Linked DNA regions of Homo sapiens: region 2 is linked to region 1. Evidence: chromatin loops called from intact Hi-C (ENCODE). Cell type or tissue: GM12878. All regions are shown on one strand. Links, peaks and the distances in the headings refer to the core of each region. The heading gives the core; the rest is flanking DNA.

The links. Peaks named below come from ENCODE experiments on the same cell type or tissue, not always from the same donor. Only the 100,000 strongest peaks of a DNase experiment are listed, where the experiment ranks them.
Region 2: it touches region 1 in a loop (5-fold over the local background); 1 of 110 quality-filtered maps calls a loop at or near these places.

Annotation. Positions count from the first base shown.
Region 1 is chr5:16,064,845-16,069,246 of GRCh38, forward strand. MARCHF11 (membrane associated ring-CH-type finger 11) reads right to left here. Exons shown (of 4, transcript NM_001102562.3): 4 at 2,295-2,949. The coding sequence ends at 2,627. Among named protein-coding and RNA genes, the nearest start is that of MARCHF11-AS1, 62 kb to the right of the region's middle. In GM12878, for the core only: no CTCF peak of the experiment used is centred there; a DNase peak (open chromatin) is centred at 2,767.
Region 2 is chr5:16,002,831-16,007,232 of GRCh38, forward strand. No RefSeq gene overlaps it. Among named protein-coding and RNA genes, the nearest start is that of MIR887, 70 kb to the left of the region's middle. In GM12878, for the core only: no CTCF peak of the experiment used is centred there; a DNase peak (open chromatin) is centred at 2,631.

The DNA of each region.
Region 1 (4,402 bases), core at 403-4,402:
CAGAAAGTGCTCCGTGTTTCTACTACAAATAATTGAAAAGAGGCTGCATACAGCTTCTAAATCTGTATCATATTGAAAAAGATTTTGAAGATAATAATTTAAAATATTTCCAACTCATTTCCTTACCATAAATGTTTTTGACATGTATGGCAGCCCGAGTTTGAATGACGGCATTAACTCATATAGCATGATATTAAGGATTTTAATTATTTTAAAGCTCTATTATTTCAATTCTCGAAATGCACTCCCCACCTTTGGAGTGTTTCTTCTGGGTTTCTTTTCTTTTCTTTTTTTTTTTTTTTTGAGACAGGGTCTCACTCTATTGCCTAGACTGGAGTGTAGTGCAATCTGCCTCCCAGGCTCAAGCGATTCTCGTGCCTCAGCCTCCTGAATAGCTAGGATTACAGGCCGGGCACCATCACGCCCAGCTAATTTTTGTATTTTTAGTAGAGACAGATTCCCCTATGTTGGCCAGGCTGGTCTCGAACTCCTGACCTCAAATTATACACCTGCCTCAGCCTCCTAAAGTGCTGGGATTACAAGCATGAGCCACCACGCTCCGCCTCTTTTGAGTTTCTATGCAATCATTTTCATGAATGGTACATTTTGTTGAGTGGAAATTCTGCCAATTTCTTATTCCAACATTGATTCAGTGTGTGTGTGCGTGTGTGTGTGTGTGAGAGAGAGAGAGAGAGAGAAGGTGGGAGCTGTGAAGACAGGATGTAGACAAAAGGTACACTCAAAGAGCAAGGTCTTGGGAAATAGGGAGACTAGGGCGCGTGTTTTTTATTTTATTTTTTCTGATGGATATTTCCATCATCCACTCGCCTTTCCATCAAGCAGGCTTGTCTCCAGCCTTCTCCACCTCATGCACCCCATACAGTCATTACAGAAAGTGGGGTTCTCATCCTCTGTCCCTTTTTGTTTTCGAGTGAGTTGATATGAATACAAAGGTGTGCACTAATTCGAAGGGCAGTGGAGCAGTGATAATTTGTGTCTAAAGTCTCTTAGTCCAGTATTTTTAACACAATGCTCTAAATTGTAATGTCAATACTAACCACAATTATCCTCTATTAAACGTTACGCTGTTGATGATCTGCCTTAGTGATGAAACTGTTCAGGAATCTCACCCAGGACTGTGCTCATGGAACATCAGATTAAAACAAGCAATTAATCAAAGTTTGAAACACTGTTTAACATTCTCAACATCTGAATCTGCCCTTAAATAGCGGCTGAATTTTCCTTCTTTTATGATTCATTCTTCACGTTTCTGCAAATTGTCACATCCTTATCATTTGTGACACAGCTTTTGACTGGAAAAATATTATTTCAAGTTTTGGGAGAATTTGCTATGGAGGAATCACAATTCTATTCTGTGAGGTATTCCATTATGTAAACATGAACTATTCTATTATTAATCACCCAAGAGTTATTTTTAGAAAATAGAACGTAAAGCATTTTATTTTATATGATTTAAAATCTAGTCATTGATTACTTCAAACAACCAGCATGTTCAATTCATGTTTCTAGGGAAAACATCCTTCCTGTCTTCTCATCTGCTCTGCAGTTGTTCATTAAAATGTGCCAATTGCCTCCATTAGGTAGATAAGAAGGTAGAAAATCCCCAGGTACCGCTAGTTCGCAACCTGTTCCTGGGGAGTCAATAGCCTCATTTTTCATTTCCTCTTTTCATTTAAAAAAATACTCATCTAGTGAAAGAAAAAGACTTCTCACTGCTGGCAAACACATTTCATAGAACTTCATTAAACCAAGTAATAGGATTAGCTTTTAAATGATTTAAGAAGGTATGTAAGGTTTTACAAAAAGAAAATCTAATTAAGATGGTGCTCAAAGAATTCAAGACACTAATAATTAACTAAATTAATTGTGATAGGTCTATCGGAGGGCTATGCAAATGTTAGTCATTGTCATTATTGCAGGTACTAGGACACAACATTTTGGTGAGCTTTTGGGGTTATAAGTATGCAAGATGCCCTGCTTATGTAATATGTACTGGAGTAAAGCTATTTTTATTTCACTCATTTTTATCTTTTTACAAGCTCTCTGTTTCAGAAATTAGATAACAAGACATAAGTCCTAGACCATGCATTCCTGGTGACTGGTTACTTCAACACAGCAAAAAGTCATGCTTCAGTTTGCCAACCAGCACGAGGCACAAGAGCATCACCTCAGAGCTCTCTATGTTGCAGAACTGACAGGCACTTTGGAATCTGCCCACAGCATCCTAAACTCTTAACCATTTGTAACAGGTCTGAAAAATTACACACAGAGCGAAAGCTTTCATAAAAATATATTTAAAACAAGCAAGAAAAAATAGTTTTGGCCTTAAGGATAACTTTCATTATTCTTTTAACCAAGTATAGTTAAATTATATGTATAATGATTTCAAGTACCAACTTATAAAAGATGTGACAAACCAGACAACGAAGAACAAGAGGACTCTTTTTCTCAGAAAAATGTATTTGCAATTCAAATGTTCATATAAAAAGCATAAATTTTAAAAAGTTCATAGATGTGTTTTTAGAAGTGCTATGGTTTTGCCATTCACTGCAATTACATTGCAAAATGTGCAGGGTGGTCCACACTGCATCATCTTATGCTTTTGTCACACTGAAGTCACTCTCATCACAACCTCCCCCGAGCTGTTATCTTCTGATAAGTCTTCATGGGGCCTCATCCGATTGAACAGGTGCAATAACACATAGCCACACTGAAACCTTGGTGAGGTTAACTGAGTTGGGTGGACCAAGTTTCTGTTCCGCAGAGCTGTCAATGGCAACCACAAAGTCCTACTTGTGGAAGACTCTCCCCGGCTGCTTTCTTCGATGTCTGTGGCTTTGTCATAATTTAACACATCCCAGTGCAAATTCACAGCTCGCCAGCGCTTAAACACTCTGTAAACTGCAGCTCCTTCATGAACAATGAGACCTAAAATTTGAGAAAATAAAAAACCAAAAAGACTGGTGATAATCCAAGGCTGGGAGTGTTATTTTGTATACAAGTAAGGGATCCAAAAATAGTTATGTTATTCATCATCAGCAAAAATACAGTATTCTGTTTACTCAAATATTATGGCTAATGGCAAGTTACTACCCATATGACACAGAAATAATCCATTTTTGAAGAATGAGAATACACTAATATGTAGCGAATCAAGCTATTGTGGATATAATTTCCTTGCTCCATCATGGCTCAGATTTTGCTTTGGGAATTTATATTGCCTTAGGAGAATCATTAGGTTCATTTATGCATTTAACACATATTCTTGAGTGCTCATTGTGTGGCCAAGCAATGTGTTAGGGGCTTGAACCCAGCTGGCAGTTTAGTTTGAGAAAGAGACAGATGTTAATGTCATTACAGATACTAAGGTTACTGTTTCCCCAGTTCCTAAAACAATGCCTGACGCACAGTAAAAACCATGTAAATTTTGTTATTTGTACTCTCCTCAACAATTCAACAAAAATGTATTGAACAGTTACTTTAGAGCTTTATGAATATTATCCCATGTAGTACTCATCGTAGTCTTATAAATTTAAGTACTAGCACTTACCCCGTTTGGCAAACAAGGAAACCAAGCCTTGGGGATGTTCAGAAACGTGCTCAAAAACATACAACTAGTAGCGGTGGAGAGCAGGGATTCAAAAACAGGCAGGCTTGCTCCAGGGTCCTTGCTCTTTGCTGCTATAAAGTGAATCAGATCTTTCCACGTTTCTGAGACAGACTCTCAGGAAAATAAAGTAATACAGCAAACTTGGAAACCGTTAAGTCAGACAGGATGCACTAGCACATGTGTCATCTCCACTATCCACTCCAGATCTGTCACACACCCTGCATTTCACACATTTACATTTCAGCGTGTTGTCCAAAGGCTTTTGAATTCGTGATCCCTCACAAAAAGTAGTCCCTGGGGAAGGTCTCTCAGGTGAGGTGAAGTGAGGAAGAGCTCTTCTCTTTGAGGAGGCTGAAAGTCCACTGAAGTTGGTAGAGAGATCAATGAATATCCTTTGGTAGATGAAGTACGGCATGTGAGCAGAGCATGTCGGCTGGCACAACCATGTTTTAATGATAAATTTAAAAATGAGCAGATCCCACCTTTTAGCAGTTAGACCTTTGGGTATATGCCCTAGAGAAACTCTCACAAATGTGAACAAGGAAGTAAGTTAAAAAATGTTTACTACCTAATTGCCTGTATTTGAAGGAAAAAATTGCAAGGCATCTCAAAGTCTATCCTCAGAAGAATGGATAAATTGTATGTAGAACCAATGGATAAGAGTAATGAGATAAAATGAAACATAGTCATCTGCATTAATGTGGATACCTCTGAAACCATAATGACAATCCCAAAGTCACAATGAAAAAATTAAAGTTTCAGAAAGAAACA
Region 2 (4,402 bases), core at 250-4,249, 62 kb before region 1:
AACACTAATAGTTTTATTATTCTCTCCCTTTATCTACTCCCATGTTTTTTTCTGATATGCTTCCATTTTATAGATTCCAAGCAAGCATATTAGATGTGATTCTTTTAGCAGAAGATGAAAAAAACCCAATTTGAACTAGGTTAGAGACAAAAAGGCCTAATTGACTTTTGTAAGCAAACTATAGGAAGTACAAGGATGTATAAAATCATGCTATCAGAACTCTCTTTGGTTTTCATTTCTTCCTTTATCAATAGCACTGGGACTCTGTAATGAATTCTGTGACATGCCACCTTTAGGAAAAAAATACTTCCAGATGCCCGACTGTCAGCCATCTTTAGGAATTTCTTTGACTAAAGACAGTCACCTAGCCCAAGTCTATGCCCACCTTCCAGTACAACCCACATCCAATCACTGGCCAGTGCAATGGTATAAAGATTAATTCTCTTAGCCTTCCTCATTCTGAGCCCCCGTGTAGTCAGCCAAGGCCATCGCTGAGAAGACATTTCAGCCCAACGTTGCCTGCTTCTCAGTCTTGCTTTCATCCCTTTCTTCCACAATTATTAATTGCAAAAGGATTCCAAAAAAACAAAACAAAACAAACAAAACAAACAAACAAACAAACAAACAAACTTGCAGCTAGTCTTTGTCTCAAAATCTACTTCCCAGGGTCCTCAACCTTCAATAGCTTCCATCTTCCCATCTTTGACAGCTGTGAAGAAAGGTGCATCTATTTGGCAGCTCTATTTCAACAAATCTTGAAAAAAGACTCTCCTTCGACTCGAGCACGGTCCAAGTTTGCACCCTGAGGGCCCTCTGTATCAGGGAGGCCATATTGGAAAGCACAACTGTGGGCCAATCACTGTGGCCTGGGGTCTGAGAAATTATGATTGGCTAACCCAGAGGTAGGTGTCCGCCTTTATCCCAATATCTTTAGGCAGGAAGAGCAAACTGTACCTCCCATTTGCATTAGAGTTGGGGTTGGGAGAAATGGTTCCCTATAATAAGTGAGAAGAATGGCACAGAAATGGCCAAAATGGCCCTGGGAGGACCCATGGGATCCTAACACTGTTCTGCCTTCCTTTCTATACCCCAGTTTCTGTTTAATAGGTGCCTCTTCTATAACCACATTTCAATCTTGAGTCCTATTCTACCCAGAGTGTAGGTGACCATAGCTCTCTATTCTCAAGCTCATGCTGCTTGTTACCCTTAGGCATACATTCCCTCCTATGCAGGTGCATATTTATTAGTTATTCCTCAAAAGGTATGGGAATTTCATTTTCATGATATGGCACTAGTAAAATAATATATTTTTCCTTTCTTTTTGAAGATGTCTGAGGTCTCACTGTAGACTTAGTACACAGACCAACCTTGGGACAGGCCCATGAATGTTTATTTGTAAATATGTGCCCCTTGGTGGTGACGGGCAACCTGAATTAAGAATGACTAGCTTACTGCTTACTGGTCCCATGTGTCTAATTATTATTGTAAATTTTCACCTGCCCCTCAGAGTTTAGCTAGACTATGTACCAAAACCTTTCCCAATAAATATGTCCAGGACCTAGGCACACAATCTCTTGACTATCACTAGAGAAAAGACCAGAAAAATAGGCTTAAGAGACTCTTCGATATTGAAAGTGCACTGTTCACACAAGAATGTAAACTGGAACTGAGGAGAGTTTTAGAACTAAGCCGGCCATCACATTCTCTGAACATTCAGTCCTCAATGTACTGACTGCTCTTTCCTAAATTCAAAGAGATCTCCAAAGCTTACAGAGTTTAAGATTGACCCTAAACCCAAATTCAAGAGGAATAAAATTGCATCTAATCTTCTTGCATCGTTTCACTCAATGGATACATTCCTTCCACCAACTGATCCTTACTCTCTCTGCCCATTTGTCAAAGTCCGCACTTCTGAATCCCATGCAGTGTACATTATTAATAGCTGCTAAATTATTTAAAGAGTAAATTTACTTTAACAGATCTTGAAAGCATAATAAGGGGGATGTATCTCTTATCTTATTTGAAAGGAAATTTGGTCATTTCCTCCTAAAATTATGTAAAATGAGACCAGCCCTGAGGAAAGCAAGAGAAAGGAAAAGAAAATGCCACCACAAATTATAGAACTTCCCAACTGCCTCTGATAAGTCAACTTTTTCAACAATAAAAATAAAAATATTAAACACCTTACATTTACAGAGTCCTTATTATGTGTCAAGGATGGTATAAAGCACTTCCCATGTATTATTGCATTGTTCCCTTAAAACAGCTCTCTGTGGTGGGTAGATCTTTTACTTAGCCTCATTTTGCATATGAGAAATTAACTAAGTGCCTAAGCCCCTCCCTCCCAACCTCAGTTAGTTAATAGCAGGAACAGGAATTAAACTTGACTCCAAACAGGAGCTCCTAATCATCACAAGTTGGGCTTTCTTTTGCCTTCCCAGGGCACATGGTTTGTTTGCCAGCTTTTCTAAGGGATTGCATATTCAAAGGGCCTTTTTTCTGTGTTTGGAAGGCTTTCAGCTCCATTAATTTAATAACTTGTTCATTAGAGGGCTGAGAGTTACAGTCCAGGCTGTGTGATGCAGGTAAGGAGGGCAAGTTTCCTTGAACAGGTTCACAATGTGGTTCATGTTTATGTTATGCTCATTGGACCATGACAGTTAAACTGAAATAGAGAGTAAGTCCTTGTCAGATTCTGTTTCCTTCTCTTTTATGTTTACTGATTTTATCCTTGAACTACTACAAATACTTAGACCAGTCATTTTAACCTTTTTGGGGTTACTGATCCCTTGGAGACTAGTGAAACCTTTGAAATCTTTTTCTAGAAAAATCTTTATATCCACATGATCAAAAAGCTATTAATATATGAATGTTGGAAGATTTACAGAAGAAGCCGGTCTGTGAAGTTTAAGAATCTGAGGAACCCATATTAAATACTTCTACTTTGGTCAAATAAATTCAGATTCCTCCCTTGTATTCAGCAAACACCAGAAATGAAAGACCCAGAAACCAAAGAAACATCTTCTCCTGGCTCCATCTCCTTGACTTCTCAGGATGAATCCTGGGAAGCCCCAGCCACATCACCAAAGCCACCACACTCAGGCATGCAATTGGAGCTCTGTGCAAATGTGGCTCATCAGGGAGGTGAGTGGGAACTGGAGTCCAGCTCATGTCCTGCCTGCCAGCCCACTGCTAAGTTGGGCTACATTCACCAAGAGTGAGTGTGTTTTCTAATTTGCAGAAAGGAGTCTGTGTATGGATCAGTCAGTGTCCTCCATGACATCTACCCCTGGACTATGTGACAGCCAGAAATGACCTATGGATAAAAGTCCCCCATTCCCCAAATCAAAAAGCCCCAGCACAGCTTACTCCCAGATGGCTCCCTGCAGGTTTAAGGCATGGCACTGGAATCTCAGCTTAGTCCAGATAGCCAGTTTCCTTGTGTCCAGTCTCCATTCTGCATGTGAGCAGCATCGAGATGGTCATACAGTTTTTTGTTGTTGTTGTTGGGAATCCAATTTCATAGACACGACTTGCCAATTGTTATTCATCACAATGCGTGTGAGATTTAAACAATAAATATTTCCTCTTTGCTTGCCCACCTGCTTATCCACCACAGCTTATCTATGCAATGTTTTTGAAATGTGAACCATATTCCTTTCTAATAAGAGCCAGACTAGTTTTCATTTTCCAGTAGTGGAAACTTCACAGTGAGGATTTTCTGCCTGGTTGGTCTAGTCTGATTATTATTATTATTATTATTATTTTTTTTGAGAGAGAGTCTACCTCTGTCACCCTGGCTGGAGTGCAGTGGCATGGTCTCAGCTCAGTGCAACCTCTGCCTCCCGGGTTCAAGTAATTTTTGTGCCTTAGCCTCCCCAGTACCTGGGATTACAGGCGTGTGCCACCATGCCCAGCTAATTTTTGTATTTTTAGTAGAGATGGTCTTCTCCATGTTTCCCAGGCTGACCTCAAACTCCTGGACTCAAGAGATCCACCTACCTTAGGCTCCCAAAATTCTGAGAATATAGGCATGAACCACTGTGCCCTGCCTTATAACCCTTCTTAATTGACCTTGTCAGCTATGTGGGAACAAAGGATATGCACCTGAGTCTTTTATTCATGCCCCAAATATTTCTGAAATACCTACTATGTGCCAAGCACTGGAAAACCCAATAGAAGATAGAGGTAAGAATAGGTGATGATAATCCATCTTGGAAATGCTACCATCTGGGGTCTATGCCATTAGATTAAAGCTTGCTAGTTAGATCTTCCTCAAGAAGACATAAGGCCTTGACCACATATCTGTGAGGGCCATAACTTCTCTGGTTTGATTTTTGTACTAATAGCTTCATATCAATATGAAGAATATTCTTGGGTGGCCAAGAGAAATCTGCCTAAA